Linked DNA regions of Mus musculus: region 2 is linked to region 1. Evidence: chromatin loops called from intact Hi-C (ENCODE). Cell type or tissue: gastrocnemius. All regions are shown on one strand.

Region 1 (2,500 bases):
ATGTATGTGTCAGTGTGTGTGTGTCTGCTATGTATGTCTATGCATCTGTTGTGTGTTTGTGTCTTTATGTGGTGTGTGTGTATGTGTGTGTTTGTGTATCTGTGTCTCTCTGTGTGCATGGTGTGTGTGTGTCTCTGTGTGGTGTGTGTGTGTGTCTGTGTGTGTAGTATGTGTGTGTGGTATGTGTGTCTGTGTATGTGGTATGTGTGTGTCTGTATCTGTGTCTCTCTGTGTGCATGGTGTGTGTGTGTGTGGTGTGCCTCTGTGTGTGGTGTGTGTGTCTGTGTGTCTGGTATGTGTATCTGTGTATGTGGTATGTGTGTGTGTCTGTGTGTGCATCGGTATCTATGTGTGTGAGTGTATGTCTCTGTGTGTGGTGTGTGTGTGTGTGTCTATATGTGGTGTGTATGTCTGTATGTCTGTGTAAGTGTATCTGTGTATGTGGTGTGTGTTTGTGATGTGTGTGTTTGTGATGTGTGTGTCTGTGTATATATGTGGAGAGAGAGTGTGTGTGAGAGAGTGAGTGTGTGTGTGTGAGAGTGTGTGTGTGTGTGTGTGTGTGTGTGTGAGAGAGAGAGAGAGAGAGAGAGAGAGAGAGAGAGAGCAGTAAATCCTGCCATTTCTTTGAAGCCTAACTTCACTTGCTGCCTTGGAGAGAGGACTGGAATTCACACTCCTTCCTTCCTTATGATTACCTTGCCCTAGGCCCTCTACAGAAGAACCAGGGTTGCTGTGGTGCCCCTTTCTCTCCTTTTTAAAATGAAACACAAGTATAAAAGATATTAATGGTCTGTTCTGTTGCTAAGCACATTTTACTGGCATACCCTCTGTGACATATTGCCAAGGTTTGTAAAGATGGCCTTTGTGTATGTATGACCTAGAGGGATCCAGCCCGGGGGCCGGGGGGGGGGGGCGCGCACGGGGATGGGGGGAGGGGAGACCCTGCTCTCTGCAGGTGGCAAGTCCTGGAATGGGATAAATCCTGTGTGACCACTAGGTGGCGGTAGAGTTTCATGTACCTGCCACTGCAGCTGAGCCACTAACCAGCTTACTTTTGGTAGCTTTACAGTTTGGCATGTCTTCGTTGGGTAATTTAGAAGCTACTTGTAATAGCTTCATGGAACACCCTAAGATTCTCAGATGTGTTTGTTGTGTGGGTGTTTACAAAGAAGCCCAGCTACAGGTCAGTGGGGCATAGCTCATTGTCTCAAAATAGAATCATTAGGACTTTAAAAAAATTAATTTTCTTAAAAATCACTTTATAATATCATCTCCACAAGTTGGGCATTGTATCACAGGAGATGGGAAATCCTGGATCACAGGCTCTCCACATGTGCCAGCAGGGTGTAGCTGTCCTTGGGTGCTTTCAGAAACCCCCTAAGCATCAGAGCATGGGAGCAAGGAGACCTGGATGGTCTCAAGGCTACCTGCTGCTTACTAAGCAGGGCCTGTTTCAGATACCAGGCCCATCAGTCCAGGACTTTAGAATCCACATCTACAGATTATTGTCCAGGAACTCTGCTTTCTCCCTGGCCAAGCATACCCTAGGGCTCCCACGACCTGTCCTGTCTGTCTTGCTTCCCCTGCCCCAGCACCAGGGAAAGGTAAATTTTCGGTGGCTCCAACCTGTGCCCACAATCCCCAGGACAAAGAAGCATCCTGATTTGGGGCCTCTTAGGTCAGTGTAGGCAAAATGCTGTCAATTGCTGTTGAAGACCTCTTGAGTCCCCTCCTCTGTCACAGCCAACCAAAGGCCCCACATTCCCGAGCTCAAAGGCCACGTTGCTCACTGAGGTCATCCTAGGCCTTGTTCACCTCAGAGCTCTCCCTTCTCTCCCCCTTTCTCTCCTCCCTCCGCCTCGCGTTCTTGGTTTGTGGAGTAAGGGAGAAGCACCTGAGAAGCCTTCCTGCTTAATCCCAAGAGGAGGCGGATGACGCCCTTGTGGACTTCCTTTATTTTGTTTCTGCCCCCAAGCTTCCTTGCTCTAAACAAAGATCATACAGGGGCTGGGGGCGTGGCTCAGTTGGTAGAGTGTTTCCCTAGTGTGGTCGAAGACTGTTTTCTTTTCCCATAGCTGCATACACCTGGCATGATGGAGCACCGCTGAGGTGCTAGCACTCAGGAAGATCAGAAGCTAAGATCATCTTTAGCTACGTAGAAAACTGGAAGGGCAGCCTGGACTACCGGAGACCCTGTCTCTCAACACAAACATCAACACAAACGAGCACACAAACAAAACCACGACACCAATGATGAAACAAATATTGAAAATTAATCTGTATAACCTCTCCTTCCCTCCCTCCATCACCTCTTCTTTCCCTCTTGTCTCCCCATTCCCTTTCCTCCCTCCTTCCCCTCTTCTCTCCCCTCCCCCTTCCCTCCCTCCCTCCCTCCCTCCTCTCTTCTCTCCCTCTCCCCCTTCCCTCCCTCCCTCCCTCCCCTCTTCTCTCCCCCTCCCCCTTCCCTCCCTCCCTCCCCTCTTCTCTCCCCTCCCCCTTA
Region 2 (2,500 bases), 560 kb after region 1:
TCACTACCCTTTCTACATGCTGGCCTGGGGCACAGTTTAAAGGTGAATAAAGTCTGTCTTGCATACCCTTGTGCCAAGGTACCAGCATCCACAAACTGAGCCTGGCTTCTGGGTACCCTATACAACCCCCATGCCCTCCTGGATTCTCTGTGGAACCTCACAGGGTATTAGGACTTTCTGCCCACTTTCATTCTTCATGCAACAGTACATAACAGCAGCCTGGCAGCGTCTAGCTGCAGAGCTCCATAGTGAACAAAGTGCAGGAACTCTGTCACTAGCTCAGCACCACTTTACCTAAGTAAGCATTTGATCTTTGTGGTTCCAGAACCTTCTGGAAGGGCTCCTGAGCTTTCTCTTAGTCTTAGCCCAGGGGTCACTGCCCTACACTACAGACCCAAAGTGGTCCTCTACAGCACTTCAGTAACTGCACAGAGCCCCCAAGTCATCTGTGAGTCTAGCTGAAACGCTGGCTCTGACTCAGCCAGTGAAGGCGAGATTCTGCATTCCCGGAAAACTGGCAGGAGCCCCCGGTGAAGCAGTGTGGTTGGGACCTCCTGTGAGGAGAGCGGTGCCAAGCCACAGCTAGAAACTTTCCCAGCAGGTTCCTTCACTGCCTTCTGAAGACACAGGCGTTCACCTTGAAGATGATTCTAGAAATATACCTTTGGAAGTCAGGGGAACCGACAGACTTCCAATCCTGAAAGGGGAGGTCATGAGGGGTGAGCTTGTGGGGGTCACTGTTTCTGGCAAAACAGTCCAAAAGTTTCTAAAGAGAATCTTCAGAATCTAGACTTCAGCTCCTTACGGCCACCCAGCTTCTTCTGAGACTGGAAAATTCTACATAAGCAAGGAAAAACTGACTGTATCCAGGGAAGGACTTGGGGAGGGGGGATGTCAGCGCACCCCTGAAGCCATAGACACCACAACCACCCTTCCCAGAGATTCAGAGGCCCAGGAAGCCTGAGACCCTAGGCTTTCCAATTCCCAATTCCGAATTTCCAATTTCCAGCAGCGGATACCTGGAGCCTCAGACCAAGGATGAAGATGCGCAAGCGCCAGCGCCACCTGGCGGCGCAGCGGCCACACAGCCGCCTCTGGAGCGCAGAGGTAGAGCGGTTAAGAGCAAAAGCTGTCACCCACACAACAGGCCCAACATTCCTTCTCCGCTGGAGTTGTCACATCTCTGAAATGTAGCCACCACCTATGAAACTCCAGATGCAAGGAAAGACTTCGGGTTTTCAGCGGCCATTACTTCAAAGCGACTCTCAAGCGACTTCAGATGCTGGGAAAATACTTTAAAATTACAGCCCAGTTTGTAGCTCCTAGCCCCAGCCCAGGAGGCACTTATGGAGCCGTGCGAAGGACGGTGCACTTGCTGCTCTTTCAAAGGGCCAGGAGTTCAGTTCCCAGCTCCCACAGCAAGCAGCTCACAAATGCATGAATCTCCAGCTTCAGGAAATATGATAACATCTTGTGCAGGCACGCACGTGTGAGCACACACACACATACACGCTCACACGCATGTGCAAACACATGCACATGAGCTCGAAAGAGAGAGAGGAGGAAGGAGAGATGGAGGGAAGAAGGGAGGAAGGAAGATGGGGGAATAAAGAAGGAAGGAAGCAAGGAAGGAAGGAAGGAAGGAAGGAAGGAAGGAAGGAAGGAAGGAAGGAAGGAAGGCAGGCAGGCAGGCAGGCAAAGAGGACTATCTGGGCTAAGTACTAATCCAGCAGGATTTCCTGAAAAGGACACAGCTTCCGCTCTGAGAGGGTCACTGTGAAGGTGCCCAGAAGGAACTAGAGTGATTCTGCATGTATTCTGTGTTGGTATGTGAGCTATGGCTGACCAGCGTCTTGGGTCTTGGTTTGTGGGGGCTCAGGGGTCCCCTCTGAGTTATGGGCTAAGCTTAAGTGGGATGAGGGACATGATGAAAGTCATTCCAGGGGTGAACAGGAGTGGGCAGGTTCTCCCCAGACCCATACCTCAGAGTAACCTGTTTCTACTGCCCCTATGACCTCCAGTCAGAGGGGGGGTATATGACATGGGGTGGGGAAGCTGTAACTTTAAGGGGAGCCACAGACTGCAAGTCACACTGTGAAAGCAGCCAGATGAGCCCTGCAGGACAGGGGAGATCCCCTGAGTTTTCTCAAGGCCTCTTCAGGTGTCCCACGTACCACAGAGAACCTCTTCCCTAGCCTTTTCCTGCTCTACCTAATAAACTCCTCATTCTTCAAAGCCCAGCCCATCTTTTGTAAGAGTGTCCCTGTGTAATTGAAACCCGTGAGTCCCTCCCTTCCTGCTCTAAAGACACCTCTAAGGTTATCAGACACACTCATCTGCCTCCTGTGTCAGGGTCCCGACCTGGCACTGTGTGTAGCCAGCCCAGTGCCCAGTGTGTGGGGTGAGCCAATCGGATTTAACAAGCAGTCTAAAGCTCCTGAAGCAAAGACCCACGGAGCCACTCCTCATGAAGAAGCAGAAGCGGGACTGGAGGAGGCCA

What was found. Hi-C counts contacts between places; a loop is a spot of excess contacts. Peaks named below come from ENCODE experiments on the same cell type or tissue, not always from the same donor. Only the 100,000 strongest peaks of a DNase experiment are listed, where the experiment ranks them.
Region 2: a loop joins it to region 1, with 3 times the contacts of the local background. A loop is called at or near these places in 18 of 42 quality-filtered maps.

What each region holds. Positions count from the first base shown.
Region 1 is chr16:95,344,582-95,347,081 of GRCm38, reverse strand. No RefSeq gene overlaps it. Among named protein-coding and RNA genes, the nearest start is that of Gm31641, 86 kb to the right of the region's middle. In gastrocnemius, a CTCF peak has its summit at 1,008 (motif pointing right); a DNase peak (open chromatin) is centred at 1,002; H3K27ac peaks cover 421 bases.
Region 2 is chr16:94,786,934-94,789,433 of GRCm38, reverse strand. The region is part of intron 3 of Kcnj6 (potassium inwardly-rectifying channel, subfamily J, member 6); the gene reads left to right. Among named protein-coding and RNA genes, the nearest start is that of Gm41507, 63 kb to the right of the region's middle. In gastrocnemius, a CTCF peak has its summit at 1,066 (motif pointing left); a DNase peak (open chromatin) is centred at 1,062.